Linked DNA regions of Homo sapiens: region 1 is linked to region 2. A link is an interaction called in ENCODE POLR2A ChIA-PET data of the cell type or tissue named here. Cell type or tissue: GM12878. All regions are shown on one strand. Links, peaks and the distances in the headings refer to the core of each region. The heading gives the core; the rest is flanking DNA. Region 1 holds the start of LOC124904639 (a long non-coding RNA gene). Region 2 holds the start of LOC124904638 (a long non-coding RNA gene).

The links. Peaks named below come from ENCODE experiments on the same cell type or tissue, not always from the same donor. Only the 100,000 strongest peaks of a DNase experiment are listed, where the experiment ranks them.
Region 1: POLR2A ChIA-PET joins it to region 2 with 10 read pairs; 2 of 35 experiments call an interaction of 5 or more read pairs at or near these places.

What each region holds. Positions count from the first base shown.
Region 1 is chr19:11,770,130-11,786,328 of GRCh38, reverse strand. It overlaps ZNF441 (zinc finger protein 441), which reads right to left. Exons shown (of 4, transcript NM_152355.3): 2 at 8,592-8,718; 3 at 7,936-7,999; 4 at 2,251-6,310. The coding sequence ends at 4,423. It overlaps LOC124904639 (a long non-coding RNA gene), which reads left to right and starts at 8,692. Exons shown (of 2, transcript XR_007067141.1): 1 at 8,692-8,835; 2 at 9,004-9,154. RefSeq lists a silencer at 4,818-5,018. In GM12878, for the core only: no CTCF peak of the experiment used is centred there; no DNase peak of the experiment used is centred there.
Region 2 is chr19:11,561,419-11,577,617 of GRCh38, reverse strand. ACP5 (acid phosphatase 5, tartrate resistant) reads left to right here. Exons shown (of 5, transcript NM_001611.5): 1 at 1-25; 2 at 301-561; 3 at 775-902; 4 at 1,030-1,375; 5 at 2,366-2,958. The coding sequence starts at 301. The coding sequence ends at 2,608. It overlaps LOC124904638 (a long non-coding RNA gene), which reads right to left and starts at 2,369. Exons shown (of 2, transcript XR_007067140.1): 1 at 2,265-2,369. RefSeq lists enhancers at 1-487, 9,196-9,285 and a silencer at 9,696-9,745. In GM12878, for the core only: no CTCF peak of the experiment used is centred there; a DNase peak (open chromatin) is centred at 9,237; H3K4me3 peaks cover 12 bases; H3K27ac peaks cover 1,861 bases.

The sequences.
Region 1 (16,199 bases), core at 3,714-11,713, 210 kb before region 2:
CCCAGCTAATTTTTTGTATTTTTAGTAGAGACGAGGTCTCGCCGTGTTAGCCAGGATGGTCTCGATCTCCTGACCTCAGGTGATCCACCCTCCTCGTCCTCCCAAAGTGCTGGGATTACAGGCGTGAGCCACCGCTCCCGGCCTTGTCAACACATGTTATATGTAAAAAAGCTAATCAAATGTGAGCTTCCAACAATTCCCTCTGCTTCATTCTTCTGACTTTCAACAGATCATGGTTAACACCAAGGGCTCTGTGTCTGAGGTTTCACATGTTTACGTCACCTATTTTAAATGGTCTCAACCTCACTCCACCACCACTGACCCATCAAATCATTTCCGCAGCTAAATCCGAAGTATTCTGTAAATAGCTTTCCCTTTCAAGGAGTCTAACTGGACTCAGGTTGAACTCCCTTGTGGCTCTCTCATGTTCCTTGATTTATTCATTTGAAATTGTCTTCCAGAGCCGGGCGCGGTGGCTCATGCCTGTAATCCAAGCACTTTGGGAGGCCGAGGCGGGTGGATCACGAGGTCAGGAGATCGAGACCATCCTGGCTAACACGGTGAAACCCCGTCTCTACTAAAAATACAAAAAATTAGCTGGGCGTGGTGGCGGGCGCCTGTAGTCCCAGCTACTCGGGAGGCTGAGGCAGGAGAATGGTGTGAACCCGGGAGGCGGAGCTTGCAGTGACCCGAGATCACGCCACTGCACTCCAGCCTGGGTGACAAAGCGAGACTCCGTCTCAAAAAAATAAATAAATAAATAGTCTTCCAGGAGAGATTGTGATATACTAAGTGAGGACCTCATCCATTTTATTTGCTTCTCTTCTCCCTAACCTGCTACACTACTTCTTCATTGAAGGCACAGAATATTTTAAACTGACCATCACTTGCTGTAAATTCTGGAGATCTCAGCACAATTCAGAAATCCACACCCTAAAGGAGTTATGTGTGGATGTTAATGCCATCCTCACCACGAGAGGGAGTTCGTTGTCTCTTTTTCTGCAAATCGGTGCAAAGCAGTTTTTTTTTTCTTTTGAGACGAAGTTTCGCTCTTGTTGCCCAGGCTGGAGCGCAATGGTGCGATCTCGGCTCACTGCAACCGCTGCCTCCCGGGTTCAAGCGATTCTCCTGCCTCAGCCTCCCGAGTAGCTGGGATTACAGGCGCCTGCCACCACGCCCGGCTAATTTTTGTATATTTAGTAGAGACGGGATTTCACCATGTTGACCAGGCTGGTCTTGAACTTCTGACCTCAGGTGATCCACCCTCCTCGTCCTCCCAAAGTGCTGGGATTACAGGCGTGAGCCACCGCGCCCGGCTTTCTTTCTTTTTTTTTAAATCTACGGGATAACACTTCATAAAAGTAACAGTGACACTATTCAGTTTGGTTCATTTATATGATTTGACTTTTCATAGGTTGTTAAGAAAGCAGTAAAGTCTGTGAACCTAATCGGATTTCCCTGACTCTGAAAAGTGTATTAAAAAAAATGTATATATGGAAAGGAGTAACTGAGGTGACAGAAAGACTTGCTGAGGAGGTGACATGTGGGATGGGACCTGAAGTAATGTATTAGTATAAAAAGTCAGGTCAGAGGATTCAAGGAAGATGGCAGAATAAAAAGCATGAAGAATCTGTATCCCCCACCTGGATTTGCATTGGCAGAATCCAACTCATGTAGCTATTTTGAAACTGCGGATACTATTAAAAGCTTGCAGCTTCCAGGGAAATAATTGGCTAATAAAATTGGGTTAATTTCGGTCAATTTCAACTCTTAGTTGAGTCAGCAGCCCTGACTCATTCCCCCTCCTCAGCTCCATGACAGGTAGCTATGCATAAGTTCTAACAGCAGTCTGCATGCAGTTTTGGGGGGCCAGGGTGGACAAAAAGGACCTGTCTTCCAAATATTGGGGATCTGCGCACTGCTTGATAATTGTTGCTTCTGATCACAGAGTTACAGACAAAGAAGTGGTGGTGACTGTTGCTGCTGCATCTCTCTCCATTTTTTGAAGGCCCTTCCCCTCCATCTGAAGTGACTTCCAGGCTGGTGCCTTTTATTTTTCCCTTAATGCTTTTATTCCTCTCCTTTTGAGAGCCACTGAAGATTAGGTTGTGCAAAAATAACCATACATGCAGAGAAAATTAGACAGTTACCACACATGCCCAGGGACAGGTGCAACTAAGAAAAGACCTGAGAAGAACTTAAGTTTACACCTTAGGCTGTTCCTCAGCCCACAGACACCTGACAATAGTGTTATTTTAAAACTATCTTATATATTTTCTTTTATTGATACATATTTTACATATATATAAGGTACACATGAGCATTTCTTGCATGCATAGAATGTGTAATGGTCAAGTCAGCGTATTTGGGGTATCCATGATCTTGAGTATTTACCACTTCTATGTGTTGGTAACATTTCAAGTCCTCTCTTCCAACTACTTTGAAATATGCAATATATTTTTGCTAACTATAGTTCACTCTAGTATGCTTTCTAACATCAGAACTTATTCCTTTGATCTAAATGGAAATTTGTACATATTCACCAATTTCTCTTCATTTCCCCTTCTCAGCCCCGGATAACTTATTCTATTCCCTATCTCCATGAGGTGAAGTTTTTCACCTCCCACATATAAGTGAGAACATGTGGTATTTGTCTTTCTGTGCCTGGCTTATTTCACTTACCATAATGACCTCAAGTTCCATCCATGTTGTTAGCAATAACATTTTACTCTTTTTTATGGCCAAATAGTATTCCACTGTGTACATAAACATTTTCTTTATCCCTGTGTCCACTGATGGATGCTTAGGTTAATTCCATATCTTTGTTATCATGAATAGTGCTGTGATAAATATGCAAGTGCAAGTATCTCTTTGATATACTGATTTCTTTTCCTGTGGTTATACTTGGTTTGCTGGATCATGTGGTGGTTCTATTTTTAGGTTTTTGAGAAATCTACATACTGTTTTCCACAGTAGTTGTTCTAATTTATACTTTCACCAACAGTGAAAGTTTTCTTTTCTCCACATCCTCATCAGCATTTGTTGTTTTTTATCTTTTTTAGTAAGAACAATTCTAAGTAGAGTATCTCATTGTGGTTTCAATTTGCATTTTCCTAATCATTAGTGATGTTGAACATATTTCCATATACTTTTTGGCCATTTGCATGTCTTCTTTTGAGAACTGTCTGTTCACATCCTTTTCCCACTTTAATGGGATTATTTATATTTTTTGCTGTTGAGATGTTTGAGTTCCTTGTATATTTGGATATTAGTCCCTTGTCGCATAGTTTGCAAATATTCTCTCATATTCAACAGGTTTTCTCTGCACTCTTGTTGTTCCCTTTACTTTGCACAGCTACTTTTTAGTGTAAGATAGTCTCATTTGTCTATTTTTATCTTTGTTGTCTGTGCTTTGAGGTATTAGCCATAAAATCTTTGCCTAAACCAATGTCCTGAAGTATTTTCAATATGTTTTCTTCTAGTAGTTTTACAGATTCAGTAGGTCCAATTGTTAAAGAATGTGATCTTCAGGTACAATCCTGTCATGCAACAAAGGCTCCAGGTCACTTGAAGGATAACAAAATGCCTATAACCACTGGAAGGTTTGGTGATGTAAAGAAAAAGAAGGAACAGCTTCCTATAATATTTGTAGCTAAAGCAGCTGCAATTATGGAGATGAAACCTTCAACACTTAAAGATCTTATACTCGCAAACTCCACAGATCCTGACATTGTTGCTGACATGTACACGTACTTAGGACAATGAATGACAGTTGTATTTGTACTGAACATGTAGACTTTTTTCTTGTCATGATTCCCTAAATAATACAAAAGCAACTTATACAGAATTTACAATGCATTGTGTATTATAAGTAATCTAGAAATGATTTAAGATATACAGAAAAATGTGCCTAGATTATATGCAAATATGCTGTTTTTAATATCAGGGACTTGAATATCTCTGAATATAGGTATTCCTGAGGGTGCTGGAATCAATTCACCTCAGAAACTAGAGAAGACTGTATTCAAAAGAAACTGAAGCTACTAAATGCTTTACCACATTGTTTACATTCATAGTGGTTCTCTGCAGTTTGAAATCTTTCATGTAACTGAAATGAATTAGGACTAGTAAATGCATTTCTACATTCCTTACAGTAGTAAGGTCCATTGCTAGTATGTTATAATAACCACCTTTGAAAGTTTGCTAGACAAAGAAAGTTTTTTCATATTCCTCACATTCATTATATATATATTTTTGAAGTATGAGTTTGGTCATGTTTTCAAAAGGTACTGAAAAAAATGGAAGGTTTTAGTACATTTTTATATTCATACAACTTTTTTCAGTGTGAGTCTCTTATGTATTTGTAAGAAGCTGAAAGTACTTAAGGCTTTCTCACATGTTCAACACTCATAGGGGTTTTCTCTAGTGAGTCATTTCATGTTTATGAAAGGAACTGATACAATGAAATGCTTCCCCACATTCTTTACACTTATAGGGTTTCTCCATACTGTGGGTCCTTTCATGTTTATGAAAGGCACTGGGACAATGGAATGGTTTCCCACATTCCTTACATTTATACGGCTTCTCTCCAGTATGAACTCTTTCGTGTATTCGTAAGTAACTTGAATGACTGAAGGCTTTACCACATTCCTTGCATTCATAGGGTTTCTCTCCAGTGTGAGTTCTTTCATGTCTTTGCACTGAACTGGGATAATCAAAGCCTTTCCCACATATCTTACATTTATGAGGTCCATTTCCAGTATGTGTTATCATGTGTCTTCGAAAGCTTGAGAGATCAGATAATGCTTTCCCACATTGCTGACAACCATAGGGTTTCTCTCCAGTGTGAGTCCTTTCATGTAGTTGAATGTAACTGGAAGACCTGAAGCCTTTCCCACATAGTTTACACTTATAGGGTCTCTCCCCAGTGTGAATTCTTTCATGTCTTCGAAATGAACTGGGAGAATCAAAGCTTTTCCCACATATCTTACATTTATGAGGTCCATCTCCAGTGTGCATTATCATGTGTCTCTGAAAGCTTTTCAGATGAGAAAGTGCTTTTCCACACTGCTTACATTCATAGGGCTTTTCTCCAGTGTGAGTCTTTTCATGTACTCGAATGTAATTGGAAGACCTGAAGGCTTTTCCGCATTGTTTACATTTATAGGGTCTCTCCCCAGTGTGAATTCTTTCATGTATTTGAAGGTAAGTGCAACAAATGAAGGCTTTTCCACATTGTTTACATTTATATGGCTTCTCTCCAGTGTGAGTAGTTTCATGATTTCGAAAGTAATAGAAATCACTAAAGGCTTTCCCACATTCACATTTATAGGGTTTCTCCCCAGTATGAGTTGTTTCATGCCTTCGACATAAACTGGGAGAATCAAAGGCTTTCCCACATACCTTGCATTTATGAGGTCCATCTCCAGTGTGCGTTATCATGTGTCTTCGAAAACCTGTGCAATCAGAGAATGCTTTCCCACAATACTTACATTCATACGGTTTCTCTCCAGTGTGAGTTCTTTTATGTCTTCGAACTGAACTGGGAGAAAGAAAGCCTTTTCCACATATCTTACATTTATGAGGCCCATCTCCAGTGTGCACTATCATGTGTCTTTGAAAGCTTCCAAGATGATAAAATGCTTTCCCACATTGCTTACATTCATAGGATTGTTCTCCAGTGTGAGTCCTTTCATATAGTTGAGTGTAACAGGAACAACTGAAGGCTTTCCCACATTGTTTACATTGATAGGGTTTCTCTCCACTGTGTGTTCTTTCATGTCTTAGAGTGGAACTATAAGCAGGAAACGCTGTAGAACACTGCTCATATTCATATGGTTTCTCTTCAGTGTGAGTTCTTCTAAGCATATGAAATAAACTAGGCCAAATAAAGGCGTTTCCACACAACTTACATATACGAGGTCCATCTCCATGGTGTGCTGCCATGTGTCTTTGAAGGTTTTCAAGAGAACTGAAGCTTGCACATTCCTTACAATCATAGAGTTTCTTTCCATGCTGAGGTCTTTCATGTATTTGAAAGCAGGGCTGATAACTGAAAGCTGTCCCACATTGTGTATGTGTATATGGCTTCTCTCCATATTCTTGATACTCACATGGTTTGTGTTCACTGTCAACTCTAACGTAGCAATTAAGAGATGAACGACCCATGAGGACGTCTGTACACTCACTGCTTTCCCATGGATCTACTCCAGGTATTTTCTCGTTCACAATACTGTCTTGAGTCTGGGTAAAGGGTCCTCCACATTGACTATTATCTTTAATTTCACAGGCTCTCTCTACCATATGACATCTGTAAAAAATAAGAAGTACATTAGTAAAGGTTTGTTTATAAATGATTTTGTATTAATAAGTATTGGATTTACATTTCTTTTCTTTCTTTCTTTTCTTTTTTTTTTCTGAGACAGGTTCTCGCTCTGTTGCCCAGGCTGGAGTGTAGTGGTGTGATCTCAGCTCACTGCAACCTCCACCTCCCGGACTCAAACCATCCTCCCACCCCAGCCTCTCAAATAGCTGGGTCTACAGGCATAAGCCACCACACATGGCTGATTTTTTTTTTTTTTTGAGACGGAGTCTCGCTCTGTTGCCCAGGCTGGAGTGCAGTGGCGCAATCTCGGCTCACTGCAAGCTCTACCTCCCCCGGGTTCACACCATTCTCCTGCCTCAGCCTCCCAAGTAGCTGGGACCACAGGCGCCTGCCACCACACCTGGCTAATTTTTTGTATTTTTAGTAGAGACGGGGTTTCACCATGTTAGCCAGGATGGTCTCGATCTCCTGACCTCGTGATCTGCCCACCTCAGCCTCCCAAAATGCTGAGATTAGATTTTTGTATTTTTTATAGAGACGAGGTTTCACCATGTTGCCCAGGCTAGTCTTGAACTCCTGAGCTCAAGCAATCTGCCCACCTTGACCTCTTGTAGTGCTGGGATTACAAGGGTGAGCCACCATACCCAGCCTTTCTTTTTCTTTTTCTTTTTTTTTTTTTTTTTTTGAAACTGGGTTTTGCTCTGTTGCCCAGGCTGGAGTATAGTAATGTGAACAGGGCTTACTGCGGCTTTGACCTCCTGGGCTCAAGCAACCTTCCTGTCTCAGCCTCCCAAGTAACTGAAACCACAAGCACAGGCCACCATGCCTAGCTAATTTTTGTATTTTTTGTAGAAAGGGCGTCTTGCCACGTTGCCCAGGCTGATTGAACACCTGGGCTCAAGCAGTCTTCCTGCCTCAGCTTCCCAAATAGTTGGGATTACAGGTGTGAGCTATCGCACCTGGCCTGGATTTACATTTCTAACATTATCATGCAAAGTGTAGGTCTCATGCCCTCTTTGAACATGAATGGACAGAATGATGTACAAGGTAACTCAACCCCAGCTGTTTTGAAGATAGTGACATTCATATGGGAATTCTTAATACTGTTTCCAAGGGAACTATTTTGCAGGCACTGAATAGCCATAGCCATGTCACATTTAAGTATATGTTTTTGAAGAAAATTTTCTAAGAATAAATAAATTTAAGGTGGGCTTGTTAATTTTCCTTGCTTCTTTTTAAAATTTTGGGCTGGTCACAGTGGCTCATGCCTGCAATACCTGCCTTTTGAGAGGCCAAGGCAGGAGGAACGCTTAAGGACAGGAGCTGGAGATGAGTCTGGTCAAACACAGCAAGACTCTATCTCTACAAAAACTAAATATGTAGCCACATGTGGTGGTGCATGCCTGTAACCCTAGCTACTCAGGAGGTTGAAATGGGAGGACCATTGAGCACAGGAGTCCGAGGCTACAGCGAGCTATGATCATACCACTGTACTCCAGCCTGAGCAACAAAGTGAGACACTGTCTCTAAAACAAACAAAATAAAATAAAATTTCTGGCATACTATGAATCACTTCAAGGACACAGCTTTCTCTTGTGAGTGCAAATTACCTTAGATTTCTTCTGAGATCTTTGTACTGATCTTCTTCTATATCATGATTTTGCCATATCATTCCTAAAAGTTAGAACCAGAAAAATGACTATAAATTATTATAAAATTATAGAAAGACTGTAAGATTTTATGTACACTACAATCATGCATGATTCACACACCAAACTACAGCTGAGTCTTCAACACAGGTTTGAACTGCACAGGTCTACTTACATATGAATTTCTTCAGTCTCTGCTACTCTTGAGACAGCAAGACCAACCCCTCCTCTTATTCAGTCTACTCAATGTAAAGACAATCAGAATGAAAACTTTGTAATGTTGTATTTTCTATGAATACTAAATAATGTTCCACTTACCTATGGTTTCCTAATGAATATTTTCCTTTTCTAGCTTACTTTCCTGTGAGAATATATAGCATGTAATACATATGACATATAATACATGTATTAATCAACTGTTTATGTTACCAGTAATGCTGCCAGTAAACAGTAGGCTACTAGTGGTTAAGTTGTGCGGGAGAAGATGTATGACTGCTTGGGTGGCTGGTTCAAGGGCCAATTATATACCCTTCCATATTTCAAATAATTGAACAGCATTGATGACCAAGAAACAAATGTCTCTAATTGACTAAGTGAAGACATGATGACATCCTTACCTATACAGTCCAGGTTTCTGATGGTTTCCTGCATCACATCTCTGTAGAGACTCTTCTGTGATGGACCCAGCAAAGCCCACTCCTCACAGGTGAAGTTTATAGCCACATCCTCAAATGCCACTGAGTCCTGAAATATTTCACATGTGCAGAGGAGGAATATTAAAACTGAAGGCACTGGGAATGTAAATTCACTTCATAACCTTCACATGATGCTGTGGTTTCCAAGCATTTATTCAAGAACATGGTAAACCCACTCTTATTCTCTCTTTACACTCATTTTATCCCACACAATTCTGATCCTAGAAATGAACATGTTTTGTAAAGTAACAGTTGAATAGGAACACGCCTCTTGTTGGTAAGTTAAGAAAGTGAGTCTTATTGCCTGAATCACTCCTCATTTCTATTTCTACAGTGGGTCTGCAGTTCTTGTCATGACAAAGTCCTACTACCTATTGTGCAAAAGAGAGTTACCAGCAAGAAGGCTCTCACCAGATGCCCAGCCTTGATGCTGGGCTTCCCACCCTCCAGAAGTGTAAAAAATAAATATCATTTCTTATAAATTACCCAGGTTAAAGTATTCTGTTATAAGCAACAAAAAACAGACTAAGCCATGAAAAAAACACTCTGAGGCCAGGCACAGTGGCACACACCTGTAATCCCAGCACTTTGGAAGGCCGCGGCAGGCAGATCACCTGAGGTCAGGAGTTCGAGACCAGCCTGACCAACAGGGAGAAACACTGTCTCTACTAAAAATACAAAAAATTAGCCCGGTATGGTGGTTCATGCTTGTAATCCCAGCTACTCAGGAGGCTGCGGCAGGAGAATTGCTTGAACCCGGGAGGCGAAGGTTGCGGTGAGCCGAGATTGCGCCATTGCACTCCAGCCTGGGCAACAAGAGAGAAACTCCGCCTCAAAAAAAAAAAAAGGGAAAAAACACTCTGGTCACTGTGTCTGTAATGAGTGACCCTTGTGCCTTGGGGGATTTAGCCTGTGCTATGTGACTACACTAAGAGAGAACATTTGGAAGCTAGCAACTGGTTTACTGTAGAACATATGTAGTTAAGTATGACAAAAGACTAATAAGGATATTTTACCATCCCAATGGAAAAATTAAACTTTATTAAGTAATGTCAAAGAAGAAAAGAAGGGCCAAGATTGCATATGTTCTTAGAAAAAAACTCAATGTCATCTCTCATGAATATCTATAATATTTCCCTAAATCCCTAAACAGACCTTTTTGTCATCATTAAAAATTACATGACCAAATCTAATAGAAGTCACAAACATCTAAAAATGCTAAAATCCTTCTAACCAAGAAAGCAACAGCTTTCCAAAAACAGATAAAGTATGGTGAATATATTATATTCAGTACCCTGTACTATTAACACAGAGATAAACAAATAGAATAAGGAAGGTGACAAATAGTAGGAAAGTTTTGTGGAGTTTTTATTTGTCCTTGTCCCAATCCCTCCTCACATCAGCACCAGTCTTGAAAACAGCAGACCAAATTTCCAATGTGGATCCCTAGAGAGAGCAGATCAGATCTTATTTGTAAGTTATTGCACCTTTGTATTTTTCAATCCATCTGTGGACTATCCAAAGGTCTGAAAGAAAGTTCTCTTTTTTATTTAATCAATGATGGAGCCTAATTAGGTCAAGCTTGGCAGGAACTGCTTCAAATTGTTGCAAAATACATAAAAAACCTTCAAACAACTGGGACAACAAATTATGATTAAGACATATGGTAGAACATCTAAGTCCTGGGAATAAAAAAGGAGAGAACAATTTCCCTCAGAAATTAGGGCATTCAGGCTGAGCGTGGTGGCTCACGTTTGTAATCCCAGCACTTTGGGAGGCTGAGGCAGGTGGATCACCTGAGGTCTGGAGTTTGAGACCAGCCTGGTCAACATGTCGAAACCCCGTCTCTACTAAGAATACAAAAATTAGTCAGGTGTGGTGGCGGGCACCTGTAGTTCCAGCTACTCGAGAGGCTTAGGGACAAGAATCGCTTGAACCTGCGAATCGGAGGTTGCAGTGAGCCGAGATTGAGCCACTGCACTCCAGCCTGGGCGATAAAGCAAGATTCCGTCACAAAAAAAAAAAAAAAAAGGCTGGGCGCGGTGGCTCATGCCTGTAATCCCAGCACTTTGGGAGGCCGAGGTGGGCGGATCACGAGGTCAGGAGATCGAGACCATCCTAGCTAACACGGTGAAACCCCGTCTCTACTAAAAATACAAAAAATTAGCCGGGCGTGGTGGTGGGCACCTGTAGTCCCAGGTACTCGGGAGGCTGAGGCAGGAGAATGGCATTAACTCAGGAGGCGGAGCTTGCAGTGAGCTGAGATTGCCCCACTGCACCCCAGCCTGGGCGACAGCGCGAGACTCCATCTCAAAAAAAAGGGGGCATTCAAAAGCACTCCAGTGTTTTGGGGAATTGAGAATGCATGTACTGGAAATGCATGCACTGGAAAAAACACATTTTCACAAAAGACCTGGGGAGGCCCTCATTTTCAGCTCTGCATCATCTCTCAGTTTGGTAAAACAGAAAGGTAAGGCTAAAGCAGAGTTTTAAGCAGTCTGGCTAAGTGTTCACCAAATACTACATCACAGACCCATCCACAAAGACTGGAAGAGGTCAGCTTTTTGTTTGGCATGTCTTTTTTACTTTTAGCTGCTAGCATTCAGGAAATCTATCAGAATACTGGATGAACACAAGCTAAGGGAACAGAGACTTCAGTGACTACACTGGACAGAGAACACAGTCTCTGCAGACATGCTCTGAAAATGTTACTAAACAAATGAATAATTAAAACCTTCCACAAACCAGAAGGGCAAACAGTGAAGGGAATCTGATTTCCAGATTATAACATTCAAATGTCTGCTTTACAACACAAAAAATCCATAAAGACTATAAAGAAGAATAAAAATATAGCTCATCAATGGAAAAAAAATTTAATTTAGATAAACCATCTCTGAGAACCTCAGACATTAGACTTATTGAATAAAAACTTTAAAGCAACTGTCTTAAATATGTTCAATGAGGTAAAGGCAATTATGAACAAAGAACTAAAAGAAAACCAGAAAAGGGATGTATGAATAAAATCATATCAATACAAAATTAGAAATTGGACCATATTTAATTTATGCAACTGCAAAGCACAACATCTAAAATGAAAATTTCTCTATAGATGTTCAACAGATGTGAGCAACCAAAGTAAAAAATCAGCTAAAATGAAGATAGAACAATTGAAGTTATTTAGACTAAGGAGAAAAAAAAGGAATGAAATTGATAGAATGTATGATTGATACAACTGTCTTGCTAGTAATGTTAAAAGAAGTTCATCGGAGAGAAGAAAAATTAAATAGATTAGAAATTTGGATCACACACCCACACACGAAGACTCTTAGAATTAAATGAAGACATTTGAAATTCTTTAGTTTTCTTATACCTATCTGATCTAATATAATAGATACAGGTTTGTTCAACATAATAATATCAGCAATGTATTGGGCAATACAATAGAGGAATTCAGAATACTTTGTTATATCAGCACTACCCCTGAAGCCGGTATAGTGTTATTTGAAACTGTAGGCTCATTAGTTGTGAATAGTATTCTACCAACTCTAGTGAATTCACTAATAACATTTAAGAAACAAAGAGATTTACTATACTCATAGAAGCAAGCAAATGGAATCATATACATGCTCAGTCAAAATGAAAGAAGGCAGAAAGGAGAAAGTGGAAAAAAACAGATAATGTACAATAAATGGAAAACAATAACATATATGTGATATTAATCCAATTACATCAGTTATGACATAGAATGTGTATTACCTATATTCAACAGTAAAAAAGGCAGGGACTGGCAGAGTATAATGAAAAAGAAGGCCCATCGATGTGCACAAGAAAACCATTTTAAATAGAAAGGTTTGGATAAATATATGCAATTCTAGCCCTAATCAAAAGAAATATGGAACACTGATACTAAATTCAGACAAATAAGATTTTAGGTCAAAAAAATTACACACGATGGAGATATTTCATAATGATAAAGAGATCAATCCTACAAGACATAATAATCCTTAACATTTATGCCCATAAACACAGATCATGAAAATACATAAGGCAAAAACTTATAAAACCACATGACAAAATACACAAATCTACAACTATAGTTGGAGAAAAACAACTCACCTCTTTCAATAATTGACAGATCAGTTTGGCAGAAAATCACTAATGATACATGTGAACTCAAGAATACTATTAATCAACTAGATTTAATTGATGTGTATTTACAGATTCTTTCATTTTACACCAGCAGGCTACACATTATTTTCAAGCCCTCATGAAGTATATACCAAGATAGACCATATTCTGAATCATAAAACACACTTGAACACATTTTTAAAAATAGAAATTCTATAAAATATGCGATCAAACTATATTATAATTAAAGTAGCAATAAATAACAGAAACATACTTGAAAAGCCTAAAAACCTGGAGATTTAAGTGACAAGCCTCTCAACTATAAAAGCGTCAAAGAGAATTCTCAAGCAAATGTAAATATTGCAATGTTGATAAAAAAAGAGTATATCATAGCAAAATTTTTAGAATGTGCTTAGAAGGAAATGTAAAGAATTGAAAGCAGGCCGGGCGCAGTGGCTCACACCTGTAATCCCAGCACTTTGGGAGGCCGAGGCGGGCGAATCACGAGGTCAGGAGATTGAGACTATCCTCGTTAACAAGGTGAAACCCTGTCTCTACTAAAAATACAAAAAATTAGTCGGGCGTGGTGGCAGGCGCCTGTAGTTCCAGCTACTCGGGAGCTAGGCAGGAGAATGGTGTGAACCCAGGAGGAGTTTTGCTTTGTTGTCCAGGCTGAAGTGCAGTGTTATTATCTCACTGCAACTTCTACTTCCTGGGATCAAGTGATCCTCCCACCTCAGCTTCCTGAGTGGCTGGAACTCCCACTACAGCCTCCTGAGTGGCTGGATGTGCCACCCCATCCTGCTAATTTTTTGTGTTTTCTGTAGAGATGGGGTTTCACCATGTTGCCCAGGCTGGTCTTGAACTCCTGGGTTCAAGCAGTCTGCCAATCTTGGTCTCCCAAAGTGCTGGGATTGTGGAAGGTTTTAATTATTCATTTGTTTAGTAACATTTTCAGAGTATGTTTGCAGAGACTGTATTCTCTGTCCAGTGTAGTCACTGAAGTCTCTGTTCCCTTAGCTTGTGTTCATCCAGTATTCTGATAGATTTCCTGAATGCTAGCAGCTAAAAGTGCTGGGATTACACATGTGAGCCACCATGCCTAGCCTACCAGTGCACCCAGCCTGGCCTGGTGTAGGGACCAGCCCCACAGGGTCGGTGAGTTTCTCCCCATGTGCGGTGACGAGAGAGCGTAGAAATAAAGACACAAGACAAAGAGATAAAAGAAATGACAGCTGGGCCCGGGGACCACTACCACCAATGTGCGGAGACCAGTAGTGGCCCCAAATGTCTGGTTGCACTGTTATTTATTGGATACAAAAGCAAAAGGGGCAGGGTAGAGTGTGAGTCATCTCCAATGATAGGTAAGGTCACGTGGGTCACATGTCCACTGGACGGGGGCCCTTCCCTGCCTGGCAGCCAAGGCAGAGAGGGAGAGGAGACAGAGAGAAAGACAGCTTACGCCATTATTTCTGCATATCAGAGACTTTTAGTACTTTCACTAATTTACTACCGCTATCTAGAAGGCAGAGCCAGGTGTACAGGATGGAACATGAAGGCAGACTAGGAGTGTGACCACTGAAGCACAGCATGACAGGGAGATGGTTACGCCTCCAGGTAACTGCGGACAAACCTGACTGATGTCAGGCCCTCCACAAGAGGTGGAGGAGCAGTCTTCTCTAAACTCCCCCGGGGAAAAGGAGACTCCCTTTCCCGGTCTGCTAAGTAGTGGGTGTTCCTTGACACTTTTTGCTACCGCTAGACCACGGACCGCCTGGCAACGGGCGTCTTCCCAGACGCTGGCGTCACTGCTAGACCAAGGAGCCCCCTGGTGGCCCTGTCCAGGCATAACAGAAGGCTCACACTTGTCTTCTGGTCACACCTCACTATGTCCCCTCAGCTCCTATCTCTGTATGGCCTGGTTTTTCGTAGGTTATGATTATAGAGTGAGGATTATTATAATATTGGAATAAAGAGTAATTACTGCCAACTAATGATTAATGATATTCATATATAATCATATCTAAGATCTATATCTGGTATAACTATTCTTGTTTTATATTTTATTATACTGGAACAGCTCGTGTCCTCGGTCTCTTGCCTCGGCGCCTGGGTGGCTTGCTGCCCACAGCCTGGGACTTTTATTATTTATTGATTGAATTTCTTCAATAGTTATAAGCCTTTTCATATTAATTAGTTCTCCTTTTGTGAGTTTTGGTAGCTTGTGTCATTCAAGGAATTGGTCCATTCCATGTAATTTATCAACTATGTGGGCATGCAGTTGTTCCTAATACTCCTTTGAGGTCCTTTAATGTACACAAGATGAGTAATCATAACCCCCCTTTCTTCTGAGTTAGCTTGCCTATGGGCTTATTCATTTTATTGATCTTTTGAAGGAACCAGCTTTTGGTTTGTTAATGTTTTCTACTGATTTCTTGCTTACTATTTCATTAATACCTTCTCTCATTGTTATTTTCCTCTGCTCGATTTACATGTATCCTGCTATTCTTTCTTTAGTTTCCTAAAGTGGAAGGTTTTTAAGCATTGGTTATATATCTTTGCTTTCTAGAGATTGCATTCAATTTTTTTTTTTTTTTTTGAAACAGAGTTTTGTTCTGTCACCCAGGCTATAGTGCAGTGGTAGGCTAGGCGTGGTGGCTCACACATGTAATCCCAGCACTTTGGGAGGCCAAGATCAGCAGACTGCTTGAGCCCAGGAGTTCAAGACCAGCCTCGGCAACATGGTGAAACCCCATCTCTACAGAAAACACAAAAAATTAGCAGGATGGGGTGGCACATCCAGCCACTCAGGAGGCTGTAGTGGGAGTTCCAGCCACTCAGGAGGCTGAGGTGGGAGGATCACTTGATCCCAGGGAGCAGAAGTTGCAGTGAGATCATGATACTGCACTTTAGCCTGGACAACAAAGCAAAACTCCACTTCAAGCAAACAAACAAACAAAAAGTCCCAAGAAAAAGGAACAGGCCAGCATGGTTTCACTGTTGAATTCTGGAAAACACTTATGGAAGAAATGACACCAATTCTCTATAATCTCTTTCAGAAAATACAAGCAGAGGGAACACTTTCTAATTCATGTTGTAAGGCCAACACTGATAATATGGTTTGGCTCTTTGTCACCACCCAAATCTAATCTTCAACTGTAATCCCCATAATCCCCATGTATCAAGGGAAGGACCTGTGGGAGGTGACTGGATCATGGGGGCGGTTTCCCCCACGCTGTTCTTGTGATAGTGGGTTCTCATGAAATCTGACGGTTTTATAAGTGTTTGACAGTTCCTCTTTCACATGCTGTCTTGCCTGCCACCATGTAAGAAGTGCCTGCTTCCCCTTCCGCCACAATTGTAAGTTTCCTGAGGCCTCCCCAGCCATGAGGAACTGTGAGT
Region 2 (16,199 bases), core at 1,981-9,980:
GTGACTGGCCTGTGTCTCCCCCTGGGTGAGTGCTGGGCAGGCTAGGTGGAAGGAGGGTGAAATGGGCCTGCAGGGCCATCTTGGTACAGCTCGCCCTCTCACAGACCGCGCCCCCCTTCCCTAAGCCAGCTTGTGCAGCCTTGTGCAGCTTGTGTGTCCTGAGAATTAGGGCACCAAGGGGTTCCCGCAGGGGCAGCCTGCAGCAAGCAGTCTCCCTCTATCTCAGGGCAGGCGGGGGTCTCAAGGCCTCCCTGCCCTTGTCACAGCCCGGGCCACCTATGCTTGTCTCTCTTCTCCCAGATGGACATGTGGACGGCGCTGCTCATCCTGCAAGCCTTGTTGCTACCCTCCCTGGCTGATGGTGCCACCCCTGCCCTGCGCTTTGTAGCCGTGGGTGACTGGGGAGGGGTCCCCAATGCCCCATTCCACACGGCCCGGGAAATGGCCAATGCCAAGGAGATCGCTCGGACTGTGCAGATCCTGGGTGCAGACTTCATCCTGTCTCTAGGGGACAATTTTTACTTCACTGGTGTGCAAGACATCAATGACAAGAGGTTCCAGGTCTGTGCCCAACAGAGTGGGGCAGGAGGTGGGGGCGGGCAGTGGGGAGAAGCCGCCTTACCTAGTGACCTTCCTTTGGTGAGGGCAGAGGGAAGGTGATGGGGCACCTTTGGGCGCCGGGAGCATTCAGTGTCTCCCTTATCCTGACTTGGTGGGAGGATCGGCATAGCCACTGACCCCAGGGAAGAGGCCTGCCCTATCTGTTTGCTACAGGAGACCTTTGAGGACGTATTCTCTGACCGCTCCCTTCGCAAAGTGCCCTGGTACGTGCTAGCCGGAAACCATGACCACCTTGGCAATGTCTCTGCCCAGATTGCATACTCTAAGATCTCCAAGCGCTGGTGAGCCACCCTCAGCCCTGCCTTCCGAGATCCTCACATAGCAGGGACACAGGGGCCCTGTGGCTTGAGCTGACCCTGGGACTTCTGCGCCCAAGATGTGCACCCACGACCTCTATCCCCTCCACAGGAACTTCCCCAGCCCTTTCTACCGCCTGCACTTCAAGATCCCACAGACCAATGTGTCTGTGGCCATTTTTATGCTGGACACAGTGACACTATGTGGCAACTCAGATGACTTCCTCAGCCAGCAGCCTGAGAGGCCCCGAGACGTGAAGCTGGCCCGCACACAGCTGTCCTGGCTCAAGAAACAGCTGGCGGCGGCCAGGGAGGACTACGTGCTGGTGGCTGGCCACTACCCCGTGTGGTCCATAGCCGAGCACGGGCCTACCCACTGCCTGGTCAAGCAGCTACGGCCACTGCTGGCCACATACGGGGTCACTGCCTACCTGTGCGGCCACGATCACAATCTGCAGGTGAGGGCCCTGTGGGTGGGGTGGGAGCTGGGTGAGGGGGGTCCCCATCCCAGCTGATGTCCACATGGCTGGGGTCCTCCTGCTGTTTGAGGGTCTCCTGTGGCCTTCAGAATGTCTAGACTGTCCCTCAAATCTTGCTGTCTAACCAGGAAAACACTCCAAAGCCAGAATAATATCTTCGAATTGCCAATTTCTTTCTTTCTTTCTTTTTTAAGCTCTTTTTTTTTTTTTTTTTTGGAGACAAGGTTTCATTGTTTTTCACCCAGGCTGGAGTGCAGTGGTGCAATCGGGGCTTACTGCAGCTTCAATCTCCCGGGCTCAGGTGAACCTCCCACTTCAGCCTCCAGAGTAGCTGACACTACAGGCATGGGCCACCACATGCAGCTAATTTTTGCTTTTTTTTTTTTTTTTGAGAGGGAGTGCAGTGGCACGATCTCAACTCACTGCAACCTCCGCCTCCTGGGTTCAAGCAATTCTCCTGTCTCAGCCTCCCAAGTAGCTGGGATTACAAGCATGGGCCACCAAACCTTGCTAATTTTTATATTTTAGTAGAGACGGGGTTTCACCATGTTGGCCAGGCTGATCTCGAACTTCTGACCTCAAGTGATCTGCCCGCCTCGGCCTCCCAAAGTGCTGGGATTATAGGCATGAGCCACTGCACCTGGCCCTTGCGCATTTTTTTTGTAGAGGCAAGGTCTCACTATGTTGCCCAGGCTGGTCTCAAATTCCTGGGCTCAAGCAATCCACCCCCTCAGCCTCCCAAAGTGCTGGGATTACAGGCATGAGCCACCACACCTGGCCACCAATTTCTTACTAAGTGCTCTACCTATGAAATAGGATTAATACACTCCTAAAAGTCAGGAAATTGAAGCCAGGAGGGGTTACATACCTCAAGGTGACTCTGTGGTTAGGGCCAGATCGAGCCCTGGACCTTAGGCAGGGCTCTGCTCAAAGCTGGGTCTCCACTGACCCCTTGTCCTCCATCCTCAGTACCTGCAAGATGAGAATGGCGTGGGCTACGTGCTGAGTGGGGCTGGGAATTTCATGGACCCCTCAAAGCGGCACCAGCGCAAGGTCCCCAACGGCTATCTGCGCTTCCACTATGGGACTGAAGACTCACTGGGTGGCTTTGCCTATGTGGAGATCAGCTCCAAAGAGATGACTGTCACTTACATCGAGGCCTCGGGCAAGTCCCTCTTTAAGACCAGGCTGCCGAGGCGAGCCAGGCCCTGAACTCCCATGACTGCCCAGCTCTGAGGCCCGATCTCCACTGTTGGGTGGGTGGGCCCTGCCGGGACCCTGCTCACAGGCAGGCTTTTCCTCCAACCTGTGGCGCTGCAGCAGGGCAGGAAGGGGAAACACAGCTGATGAACTGTGGTGCCACATGACCCTTGTGGCACAGATGCCCACGTATGTGAAACACACATGGACATGTGTCCCAGCCACAGTGTTATGCTCTGTGGCTGGCTCACCTTTGCTGAGTTCCGGGGTGCAATGGGGGAGGGAGGGAGGGAAAGCTTCCTCCTAAATCAAGCATCTTTCTGTTACTGATGTTCAATAAAAGAATAGTTGCCAAGGCTGAACCAGTGCCACTGGTGTGTTATGTTCTCCTGGTTAGAGTGGCTGGGCTCCCCTGAGCTGCTGTTCCTTGCCTCCATCTCTTACCCCATCCATGACCAAGTTGCCTTATCCATGGATGTGATTATAAAACCCGGCCAGGCACGGTGGCTCACACCTGTAATCCCAGCACTTTGGGAGGCCGAGGTGGGCGGATCACGAGGTCAGGAGATCGAGACCATCCTGACTAACATGGTGAAACCCCGTCTCTACTAAAACTACAAAAAAATTAGCCAGGCGTGGCGGCGGGTGCCTGTAGTCCCAGCTACTTGGGAGGCTGAGGCAGGAGAATAGTGTGAACCCAGGAGGCGGAGCTTGCAGTGAGCCAAGATAGCGCCACTGCACTCCTGCCTGGGTGAAAGAGCGAGACTCCATCTCAAAAAAATAAAAAATAAAAAAAAAATAAAATCCAAGCAGAGGCCAGGCTCAGTGGTTCACATCTGTAATCCCAGCACTTTGGGAGGCCAAAGCGGGTGGATTATTTGAGGTCAGGAGTTCAAGATCAGCCTGGCCAGCATAGTGAAACCCCATGTCCACTAAAAATACAAAAAGTTAGTCAGGCTTGCTGGCGAGTGCCTGTAATCCCAGCTACTTGGGAGTCTGAGGCAGGAGAATCACTTGCATCTGGGAGGTGGAGGCTGCAGTGAGTCAAGATTGCGCCACTGCACTCCAGCCTGGGCAACAAGAGTTAAACTCTGCCTGAAAAAAAAAAATTGGCCAGTTGTGGTGGCAGGAGCCTATGGTCCTAGCTACTCAGGAGGCTGAGGCAGGAGAATTGCTTGAACCCAGGAGGCGGAGGTTGCAATGAGCTGAGATTGTGCCACTGTACTCCAGCCTGGGTGACAGAGCAAGAATCTGTCTCAAAAAAAATAAGTAAATAAAATAGGCCAGGCACGATGGCTCACACCTGTAATGCCAGCACTTTGCAAGGCCTAGGTGGTCGGATCACTTGAGGTCAGAAGTTCAAGACCAGCCTGGCCATCATGGTGAAACCCCATCTCTACTAAAAATACAAAACTTATCTAGGCGTGGTGACACATGACTGTAATCCCAGCTACTTGGGAGGCTGAGGCGAGAGAATCACTTGAGCCTAGGGGGTTTGCGGGTAAAGGGGGTGGAGAGGTGAGGGCGGAGATTGCAGTGAGCTGAGATTGTGCCACTGCACTCCAGCCTGGGTGATAGAGCAAGACTCTGTCTCAAAAAAAAAATTAATTCAATAAAATCCAAGCAGAAAGAAGGGTACAACATAAAGCAAGTCTTCCTCCACCCCAGGGGCAACTAATATTAATCATTTTCTTTCTCTATATAGTCTATGCCTCCATAATCAAAACATTCCCTTTATTATTTTCTTTTTTTTTTCTTTTTTTTTTTTTTTGAGATGGAGTCTCACTCTGTCACCAGGCTGGAGTGCAGTGGCGTGAGCTCGGCTCGCTGAAACCTCCAACTCCCAGATTCAAGCAATTCTCCTGGCTCAGCCTCCTGAGTAGCTGGGATTATAGGCACGCGCCACCACGCCCAGCTAATTTTTTTTTTTTTTTTTTTTTTTTTTGAGATGGAGTCTTGCTCTGTCGCCCAGGCTGGAGTGCAGCGGCGTGATCTCGGCTCACTGCAAGCTCTGCCTCCCGGGTTCACACCATTCTCCTGCCTCAGCCTCCCAAGTAGCTGGGATTACAGGCGTCTGCCACCACACCCGGCTCGTTTTTTGTATTTTTAAATAGAGATGGGGTTTCATCGTGTTAGCCAGGATGGTCTCAATCTCCTGACCTCGTGATCCGCCTGCCTCAGCCTCCCAAAGTGCTGGGATTACAGGAGTGAGCCACCGCGCCTGGCAATTTTTGTATTTTTAGTAGAGATGGGGTTTCACCATGTTGGCCAGGATGGTCCCAATCTCCTGACCTCATGACCTGCCCGCCTCAGCCTCCCAAAGTGTTGGGATTACAGGCGTGAGCCGCCGTGCCCGGCCTATTATTTCTTTAGGGAGAGGGGTCTTGCTATATTGTCCAGGCTGGAGTGCAGTGGTGCAATCATAGCTCCCTGCAGCCTCAAACTCCTGGGCTCAAGAAATCCTCCCACCCTAGCCTCTCAAGTAGCTAGGACTACAGGCACGCACCACCACTCCTAACTAATTTTTAGATTTTTTTTTTTTGTAGAGATGGGAGTCTTGTTCTGTTGCCCAAACCGGTCTTGTACTCCTGGGCTCAAGCAATCCTCCTGCCTCAGCCTCCGAAAGTGTTGGGATTACAGGCATGAGCTATTGCTTCCAGACTGTTTTTCAGAGACAGAGTTTTGCTATGTTGCCCAGGCTGGTCTTGAGCTCCTGGGCTCAAGTGATCCATCTCAGCCTCCCGAGTAGATGAGATTACAGGGGCATGCCACTGCAAACACATTCCCATTTTTTACACCAAAAGCAACACAATATACACATAGTTCTGCACACATTCCCGTTACTGCACTCCACTTTTTTTTTTTTCTTTTTTGAGATGGAGTCTCACTCTGTCACCCAGGCTGGAGTACATGGGTGTAATGTTGGCTCACTGCAACCTCCATCTCCTGGGTTCAACCGATTAAGCAATTCTCCTGCCTCAGCCTCCCAGGTAGCTGGGATTACAGGCCCCCACCACCATGCCTGGCTAATTTTGTATTTTTAGTAGAGACGGCATTTCACCATGTTGGTCAGGCTGGTCTTGAACTCCTGACCTCAGGTGATTCACCTGCCTTGGCCTCCCAAAGTGCTGGGATTACAGGCATGAGCCACTGTGCCCAGTCCTGAATTGTTTCTTGCATAAGATCCAAGAATGCTCTCTTGGGGTCTGGATCGAGACCCCTTTCCTGTAACACTTCGAACAATTTTGCAATCCTCAATGTCATAACAAATGACCTTGTCTACGCATTACCTATGGGGCAGACATGTTTGCAGGATTCCCAGGAACAAGGAAAAAGATCGCACTTCTTTTTGACAGCCACGAAGCTTCTGCCTTATGTCACTGGCTCCTTGCTAGTGCCCCTTGCAGGATTTTATTGGTTTTGGGGGTTGTTTTGAGAGACAGAATCTTGCTCTGTCACTCAGACTAGAGTGCAATGGCAGGATCATAGCTCACTGCAGCCTCAAATTCACAGGGTCAGGTGATCCTCCTGCCTCAACCTCCCAAAGTGCTGGGATTGCAGGCGTGAGCCAAAGTGCCAAAGTGCTCAGCCTCATTGAGGTTTTTTTTTTGAGATGGAGTCTCACTCCATCAGCCAGGCTGGAGTGCAGTGGCACGATCTTGGCTCACTGCAACCTCCGCCTCCCGGGTTCAAGCAATTCTCTGCCTCAGCCTCCCAAGTAGCTGGGACTACAAGCACACGCCACCATGCCCAGCTAATTTTTGTATTTCTAGTAGAGATGGGGTTTCGCCATCTTTGCCAAGCTGGTCTTGAACTCCTGACCTCATGATCCACCCACCTCGGCCTCTCAAAGTGCTGGGATTACAGGCGTGAGCCACCGCACCCAGCCGTGGTCTTTTTAAATCTTTCCTTCTAGGCCAGGCATGGTGGCTCACACCTGTAATCCCAACACTTTCAGAGGCCGAGGCAGGTGGATCACCTGAGGTCAGGAGTTTGAGACCAGCCTGACCAATATAGTGAAACCCCGTCTCTACTAAAAATACAAAAATTAGCTGGGCATGGTGGCGTGTGCTTGTAGTCCCAGCTACTTGGGAGGCTGAGGCAGAGAATTGCTTGAACCCGGGAGGCGGAGGTTGCAGTGAGCCGATATGACGCCACTGCACTCCAGACTGAGCAACAGAGCGAGACTCTTTCTCAAAATACATAAATAAATAAATAATTGTTTCCCTCTTACCAACAAGGCTGCAGTGGTGGTCCCTGGACCAATGCTGTGAAAGTAATGTGTAAGAAAACTTCTAGAAGGAGAATTATCTCAGGGCTGGGCACAGTGGCTCACACCTGTAATCCCAGCACTTTGAGAGGCTGAGGCAGGCAGATCACTTGAGGTCAGGAGTTGGAGACCAGCCTGGCCAACATGGTGAAACCCCATCCCTACTAAAAATACAAAAAATTAGCTGGGTATGGTGGCACGTGCCTGTAATCCCAGCTACTGAGGCTGATGCAGGAGAATCGCTTGAACCCAGGAGGCAGAGGTTGCAGTGAGCCGAGATCACACCACTGCAATCCAGCCTGGGAAACAGAATGAGACTCCGTTTCAGGGGAAAAAAAAAAAAAAAAAAATCTCAGGGCCTGTTTTTCTTATACTGAAAGCAGAGTGCTAGACCTGATGTGACAGTTGCAGGGGAGCCCAGTTCCCCTCTGAGGGAGAGTTAAGTAACACCCACCCCCAGGCAACCCAGGCCATTAGCGCTAGGCAAGGCACAGGAACCCCTCCTTTGGCCCACCCTCAACCGCCACTTGCAACTGCTACACGGCAGGGACCCAGTTGTTTGGCTCCAGCTGCCTGCCTAGCGGAGTGAAATGAATCTGGACAAAATGTAAACAGGGCTGAGTGCAGTGGCTCATGCCTGTAATCCCAGCACTTTGGTAGGTAGGGGCAGGCAGATCACTTGAGGACAGGAGTTCAAGACCAGCCTGGCCAATATGGCAAAAACCCACCTCTACTAAAAAATACAAAAGAATGAGTCAGGCCTGGTGATGCATGCCTATAATCCCAGCTATTTGGGAGGCTGAGGCATGAGAATCGTTCTTGTCTGGGAAGTGGAGGCTGCAGTGAGCTGTGATCACGCCACTGCACTCCAGTTTGGGAGACTATCTCAAAAAAAAAAAAAAGTAACTGAGGTTACTTCTGGGGAGAGGCACTTGGTGAAATTGTCACCTTTCATTTGTTATTTTACTTATTTTTTTTTTTTTGAGAAGAAGTTTCCCTCTTGCTGTCCAGGCTGGAGTGCAGTGACGTGATCTCAGCTCACAGCAACCTCTGCCTCCCAGATTCAAGCGATTCTCCTGCCTCAGCCTCCTGAGTAGCTGGGATTACAGGCATGCGCCACCACGCCTGGTTAATTTTGTATTTTTTAGTAGAGACAGGGTTTCTCCATGTTGGTCAGGCTGATCTTGAATTCCCGACCTCAGGTGATCCACCCGCCTAGGCCTCCCAAAGTGCTGAGATTACAGGCATGAGCTACTGCTCCGGCTTATTTGTTACTTTGCGCGCGCGCGTGTGTGTGTGTGTGTGTGTGTGTGTGTGTGTGTGTATCTTGGTATAATTTGCTACTTTATAGATGTCAATACTGTTGAATTTGTTACAAGGTGTATGTGTTACTGTTACAATTTTTTGGTTTTTTTTGAAACAGTGTCTCACTCTGTTGCCCAGGCTGGAGTGCAATGGTGTAATCATAGCTCACTGCAGTTTCCACCTCCTGAGCTCAAGGGATCCTCCTGCCTCTGCCTCCTGAGTGGCTGGGACCACAGCTTCACCCCACCACTCTTGGTTAATTTTGTGTGTGTGTGTTTTGTAGAGATGGGGTCTTGCTATGTTGCCTAGGCTGGTCTCAAACTCCTGACCTCAAGTGATTCTTCCTCCTTAGCCTCCCAAAATGCAGGATTACAGGTGTGAGCCATCATGTCTGGCCAACTGTTATAATTAAGCAGTGATCTTTCCAAAATGCAATCCTGGCCAGGGGTGGTGGCTCACACCTGTAATCCCAACACTTTGGGAGGCTGAGGCGGGCAGATCACTTGAGATCAGGAGTTCGAGACCAGCCTGATCAACATGGCAAAACGCTGTCTCCATTAAAAATACAAAAATTAGCTGGCATTGTGGCGGGCGCCTGTAATTCCAGCTACTCAGGAGGCTGAGACAGGAGAATCACTTGAACCCAGGAGGTGGAGGTTGCAGTGGGCCGAGGTCGTACCACTGCACTCCAGCCTGGGCAACAGAGCAAGACTCTGTCTCAAGCAAACAAACAAATCCCCAAAATGTAATCCTGAGTTTGTTCCAGCTGCCATTTACCGTCACTTCTGATCCTGGCCCATGAGGCAGGGGCCAGAATCATCCTTGCTTCTCAGAGGCTATTACAGAAGCTCAGACGTGTTTTTGTGGGTTTTTATTTTTTAATTTTTTTTGGTACAATATTTATCTTAGATTGGACGGCTTAACCACTGTGACCAAGGTAATTTCTAGGAAGTGGCAGTCCCTCAATCTTAACCACAACAGTCTAGGGAGGTCACAGCCGCGCTCTTCTCACTGACTCAGAGGCACCAGACAGGCAGGAGTCTGAATCAGAGGTCACCATCATAGCCCAAGGACCCCGTTCTCATGGCCCAGAGCACAGAAAGAAGAAGTGACACATCCAATGTCACACGAAGACTGAGTGGCAGGGGAGGGGGGATTGTAACTCAGGCTCCCTCCTCTACATCAGCCAGACACTTCTACCGAGCACCAAGGACCAAAGCTCTGTGCCAGGCAGCTGGGGACCCAAGGACACTAGGAGGAATAAATCAGGGTGGGCGCTGGCCCTCAGGGAGCTTCTGTCTTGCTGAGGAGACAACACCAGCCAGCACTCAGCCATCTTAATTAATTATTTTATTTTTTTCTTTACTTTTCTGTTTTTTAGACAGGGTCTCACTCTGTTGCCCAGGCTGTCAGGCTGGAGTACAGTAGTGTGATCACAGCTCACTGCAACTTCCGTCTCCGGGGCTCAAGCAATCCTCCCTCCCACCTAAGCCTCCTGAACAGCTGGGACTACAAGCACACACCACCACACCTGGCTAATTTTTTTTTTTTTTTTTTTTTTTTTTTTTTTTGAGACGGAGTCTCGCTCTGTCACCCAGGCTGGAGTACAGTGGCGCAGCCTCGGCTCACTGCAAGCTCCGCCTCCCGGGTTCACGCCATTCTCCTGCCTCAGCCTCTCCGAGTAGCTGGGACTACAGGCGCCCGCCACCACGCCCGGCTAATTTTTTTTTTTTTTTTTTTTTTAGTAGAGACGGGGTTTCACCGTGAGACAGAGTCTTGCTCTGTCGCCAGGCTGGAGTGTAGTGGCCTGATCTTGGCTCACTGCAACCTCCACCTCCCAGGTTCAATTGATTCTCCTGCCTCAGCCTCCCGAGTAGCTGGGACTACAGGTAAGTGCGCCACCATGCCCAGCTAATTTTGTATTTTTAGTAGAGACGGGGTTTCACCATGTTGACCAGGATGGTCTCGATCTCCTGACCTCGTGATCCACCCACCTCGGCCTCTCAAAGTGCTGGGGTTACAGGCGTGAGCCACTGCACCCAGCCAATTTTTGTATTTTTTGTAGAGAGGGGGTTTCACCACTTTGTCCAGGCTGGTCTTGAACTCCTGGGCTCAAGCAATCTGTCCATCTCGGCTTCCTGAAGTGCTGGGATTATAGCCATGAACCACCGCACCCGGCCTAATTTATTTATTTTAAGAAATGGTGTTCGGGCATGGTACATCACGCCTGTAATCCCAGCACTTTGGGAGGCCAAGGCGGGCAGATCACCTGAAGTCAGGAGTTTGAGACTAGCCTGGTCAACATGGTGAAATCCCTCCTCTACCAAAAAATACAAAAATTAGCCAGACACGGTGGTGTGCACCTATAACCCTAGATACTTGGGAGGCTAAGGTGGGAGAACTGCTTGAACCCGGGAGGTGGAGGTTGCAGTGAGTCGAGATCACACCACTGCACTCCAGCCTGGGCAATGGACTGAGACTCTGTCTCCAAAAAAAAAAAAAAAAATGCCGGGCGCGGTGGCTCATGCCTGTAATCCCAGCGGTTTGGGAGGCCGAGGAGGGCAGATCACGAGGTCAGGAGATCGAGACCATCCTGGCTAACACGGTGAAACCATCTCTACTAAAAACACACGCACAAAAAAATTAGCCGGGCGTGGTGGCGGGCGCCTGTGGTCCCAGCTACTCGGGAGGCTGAGAGGCAGGAGAATGGTGTGAACCTGGGAGGTGGAGCTCGCAGTGAGCCAAGATCGCGCCACGGCACTCCAGCCTGGGCGACAGAGCAAGACTCCATCTCAAAAAAAAAAAAAAAAAAAGAGAGATGGAGTCTCCCTAGGTTGCCCAAACTGGTCTTGAACTCCTGTCCTCAAGTGATCCTCTCACTTTGGCCTCCCAAAATGCTGGGATTACAGGCATAGCCACCACACCAGGTTCAGCCATTTTTGGAAAGATGCCTTTTAACCTGCAAGAAACGAGACAGCAGAGTCCCTCAGGCAAGTGGCAGGGTTTCATCTCTTCTCGATCCTCCTGAGCAACCAACCACTCCTGATTTCAGCTGTCACAGACACTATCATCTTGCCACTCTGCTTGTCAAACTAGAGGCTGAAAAAGGGACTGGCATTCTCATGCAGCCAGTAGGCTGTCTGTCACTTGACACTCAGGCCATGTCCACTTCCTAAACAGCATCCCAGGCCAAGAATCATGAATAAGAAGGTGAGATACCTGCCTTACCAATAGCAAAACATACAGTCATCAAAATAGTAACACACTGGCTCAGGGTCAGGTGTGGTGGCTCACACCTGTAATCCCAGCACTTTGGGAGGCTGAGGCAGGTGGATCACCTGAGGTCAGGAGTTCAAGACCAGCCTGGCCAACATAGCGAAACCCTGTCTCTACTAAAAATACAAAAATTAGCCAGGTGTGATGGTGGGCACCTGTAATCCCAGCTACTCGGGAGGCTGCTGAGGCAAGAGAATCACTTGAACCCTGGAGGCAGAGGTTGTAGTGAGCCGAGATTGCGCCACTGCACTCCAGCTTGGGTGACAGAGCAAGACACCGTCTCAAAAAAAAAAAAAAAAGGACATTGACATTGACTCAGGGTAAGGTGTGGTGGCTCATACTTGCAATCCCAGCACTTTGGAAGGCTAAGATGTGAGGATCACTTAAGGCCAGGAATTCAAGACCAGCCTGGGCAACATAGCAAGGCCCCAACTTAAAAAAAAAATACATAAATTAACCAGGCATGGAGGTGTACGCCTGTAGTTCCAGCTATTTAGGAGGCTGAGGTGGGAAGATCCCTCGAGCCCAGGTGCTGGAGGCTACAGTGAGCAATGATCACACCACGGCATTCCAGCCTGAGCCTGGATGATGGAGTGAGATCCTATCTCTAAAATAAAAAAAAATAAAAAAAAACCAAAACAAAACATTGGCTCGGGAAAATATCAAGAGAGAAAGTAGAAACAAATACAAAAACAATATAGCATTGACTCAGGAAAATACTGAGGGAATCCAAGAACAAATTCAGGAAGATTTATTTAAGAACATAATATAGGTTCAAGGTCGCATTGCAACTTCATGGAAAAGGAGGTGTTATTTGCCTTGTCAGTTTGCACTAGAATGAGACAAAACCTGAACCCTACCTTAGACCACATACAAAAATAAATTCCGAAGGAATCAAATATTTCAGGGAGGCAGGATGTGGTGGCTCATGCCTGTAATCCCAGCACTTTGGGAGGCCATGGTGGGTGGATTGCTTGAGCCTAGGGGTTCAAGACCAGCCTGAGAAACATAGTGAATCCCATCTCTACCAAAAATAAAAAATAAAAATAAAAAAGTAAACAGGCATGGAGGTGCTTATCTGTAGTTCCAGATACTCAGGGGGTTGAGAGGGTGGGGTGGAGAGGGTGGGGCAGGGGCTAAGGTGGGAGGATCACTTGAGCCTGGGAGGTCAAGCCTGCAGTGAGTCATGATCATGCCACTGTACTTCCGCCTGGGCCACAGAGTGAGACCCTGTCTCAAAATCAATCAAGCAAGCAAGCAAGCAAGCAATCACAGGGAAAGATGCAAATGAACATCCACACAAAGACCTGTGGAGGGAAGGCAAGATTTCTCCTCTACCCTCTTAGATCTCTGGCGGGGCCTAAGACTTAAACTGACATTTGATCAATTAATAGGAGAAAAGCATAGAAATATATTTAACATAAGTTCTATGGGACATGGGAGCCCTGAAAAGGAAGACCCAAAGAAGCAGTTACAGTCAAACACTTATTTACTGTATTAGACAAACAGTAGAAAATTATGGATGGACATGGTGGCTCATGCCTGTAATCCCAACACTTTTGGGAGGCCAAGGTGGGCGGATCACCTGAGGTTGGGAGTTTGAGACCAGCCTAATCAACATGGAGAAACCCCACCTCTACTAAAAATACAAAAATTAGCCAGGCATGGTGGCACATACCTGTAATTCCAGCTACTTGGGAGGCTGAGGCAGAAGAATCACTTGAACCTAGGAGGCAAAGGTTGCAGTGAGCTGAGGTCGCACCACTGGACTCTAGCCTGGGCAACAGAGCCAGACTTCTCAAAAAAAAAAAAAAAAAAAGTAGTAAATTATAGATGGGCGTGGTGGCTCATACTAGTAATCCCAACACTTTGGGAGGCCAAGGTGGGAGGATTGCTTGGACCCAGGAGTTCAAGAACAGCCTGGACAACACAGGGAGACCCCATCTCTAAAACAACAGAAAATAAAATTAGCTGGGTGGCACGCACCTGTAGTCCCAGGTACTCAGGAGGCTGACGTGGGAGTTTCGCTTGAGCCCAGGAGTTTGAGGCTGCAATCAGCTATGATTGTGCCACTGTACTCCAGCCTAGGCAGCAGAGTAAGGCCCCGTCTCTAAATAAATATATAAATAAATTTTAAAATTATAAATAAATATTATAAATAAAGTTTTAAAAGGGTAGTAAATTATGAAAATGTGACAAGACAAAGGGGTTTGGGCTAGAGCAGTTAATGGTGGAAAAATAACTAGAAAAATAAGGGTTCATTTAACAAGGTTTGTTTGTACATTTTTTCCTCAGCTTTGACTCCCTGTCTTCTGGTGATAAGAATTGTACGCTCTAGGGCTGGGCGCGGTGGCTCAGGCCTGTAATCCCAGCACTTTGGGAGGCAGAAGCGGGTGGATCACTTGAGCTCAGGAGCTGGACACCAGCCTAGGCAACTTAGTGAAACCCTGTGTCTACCAAAAATACAAAAAAATTAGCTGGGCATGGTGGTGGGCGCCTGTGATCCCAGCTATTTTGGGGACAAGGCGAGAGGATCGCTTAAGACTAGGAGGTGGAGGTTGCAGTGAGGTTGCAGGAAGTGGATATCACACCACTTCGCTCCAGCCTGGGCAACAGGATGAGACCCTGTCTAAAAAGAATTTTACTTTCTTCCTGGGATGGGGAGGGCATCTTCCATATGGGGGTTTATCTCGTTTTCCAGAGAAAAGAGGGAGGTCAGAGTGCTTTTCCTGCACCTACTGTTTTTCAAGTGCACTTAGCTGAAACAATCCATATGCCAAAGTGGCATATTTTGGAGTGGTGTCATCTGCCACCCTCAAAATGAAAGAAATGGTTCATAACAGCTCTAATAATTGTTCAACAACCGGCAACAATGCAAAAAACAGGTCACTAACAGGTGAAAAGATAAACAAAGTGTGGGACATTCATATAACAGAATACAACTGAATAATAATCATGCCTATAATCCAAGCACTTTGAAAGGCCAAGGCAGGTGGATTGCTTGAGTCCAGGAGTTCGAGACCAGCCTGGGCAACATGGCAAAACCTTGTCTTTACAAAAAACACAAAAATTAACTGGGCGTGGTGGTGCACAGGTGTAATCCCCGCTACTCGGGAAGCTGAGGTGGGAGGACTGCTGGAGCCTGGGAAGTTGAGGCTACAGTGAACCATGATGGTGCCACTGCACTCCAGTCTGGGTGACAGAGTGAGACCCCATCTCAAAAGAAAACAAAAAAGAAACAAACTGCTGACATATCCAACAACACGAGTGAGTTCCTTTTTTTCTTTTTTTTTTTTTTTGAGACAGAGTCTGGCTCTGTTGCCCAGGCTGGAGTGCAATAGCGTGATCTCGGCTCACTGCAACCTCCGCCTCCTGGTTTCAAGTGATTCTCCTGGCTTGGCCTCCCAAGTAGCTGGGATTACAGGCGCACACCAACACATCCAGCTAATTTTTGTATTTTTAGTAGAAATGGGGTTTCACCATGTTGGCCAGGCTGGTCTTGAACTTCTGACCTCAAGCAATCCACCCGCCTTGGCCTCCCAAAATGCTGGGAACATGAGTGAGTTTCAAACATCTTATGCTGGGGAAAGAAGCCCAGCTCAAAAGGCTACACGTTGTATGATTCAGCTTATATGACTTTCTGAAAAAGACAAAGTTACAGGAACCAAAAACAAATCAGTTAGGGCCAGGGGCTGGAGTAGGGGACAGAGCACAAAAGGGCAAGAGAAAAATTTCTTTTTTTTCTTATTTTTTTTTTTTTAAGACTGAGTCTTGATCTGTCACCCAGGCTGGAGTGCAGTGGCACAATCTTGGCTCACTGCAGCCTCCGCCTCCCGGGTTCAAGTGATTCTCCAGCCTCAGCCTCGCTAGTAGCTGGGACTTCAGGCGTGTGCCACTATGTCTGGCTAATTTTTGTATTTGTAGTGGAGACTACAAGGGGTCTCACCGTGTTGCCCAGGCTGGTCTCAAACTCCTGTCTTCACGTGATTCGCACACCTCGGCCTCCCAAGGTGCTAGGATTACAGGCATGAGCCATCACACTCGGCTACTGGTAAGAGGAAATTTCTTAGGGTGATGGAAATAATTGTCTTGATTATGGTCATGTTTTAATGATATACCTGTATGTCAAAACATGCAATTTCGGCCAGGCATGGTTTAAATATGAGCAGTTCATGTTCAGTCAATTACATCCAACAAAGCTGGGAAGGAGGGAAGTAAGAGAGGGAAGGGATGAAAGGAGAGAAAAAGAGAAAACTAATGTGGCAATCATGAACAAAATGAAAGATATATACATCCTGTGACTCAATGTCTTTGTTTTTTTTTTTTTTTTGAGATGGAGTTTCACTCTTGTTGCCCAGGCTGGAGTGCAGTGGCGCGATCTCGGCTCACTGCAACCTCTGCCTCCCGGGGTTCAAGTGATTCTCCTGCCTCAGCCTCCTGAGTAGCTGGGATTACAGGTGCCTGCCACCATGCCCAGCTAATTTTTGTATTTTTAGTAGAGACAAGGTTTTACCATGTTGGTCAGGCTAGTCTTGAACTCCTGACCTCAGGTTATCCACCCGTCTTGGCCTCCCAAAGTGCTGGGATGGGCCAGGCGCCGTGGCTCACGCCTGTAATCCCAGCACTTTGGGAGGCCAAGGCAGGCAGATCACGAGGTCAGGAGTTCAAGACCAGCCTGGCCAACATGGTGAAACCCCATCTTTACTAAAAATACAAAAATTAGCCAGGCATGTTGGCGCACACCTGTAATCC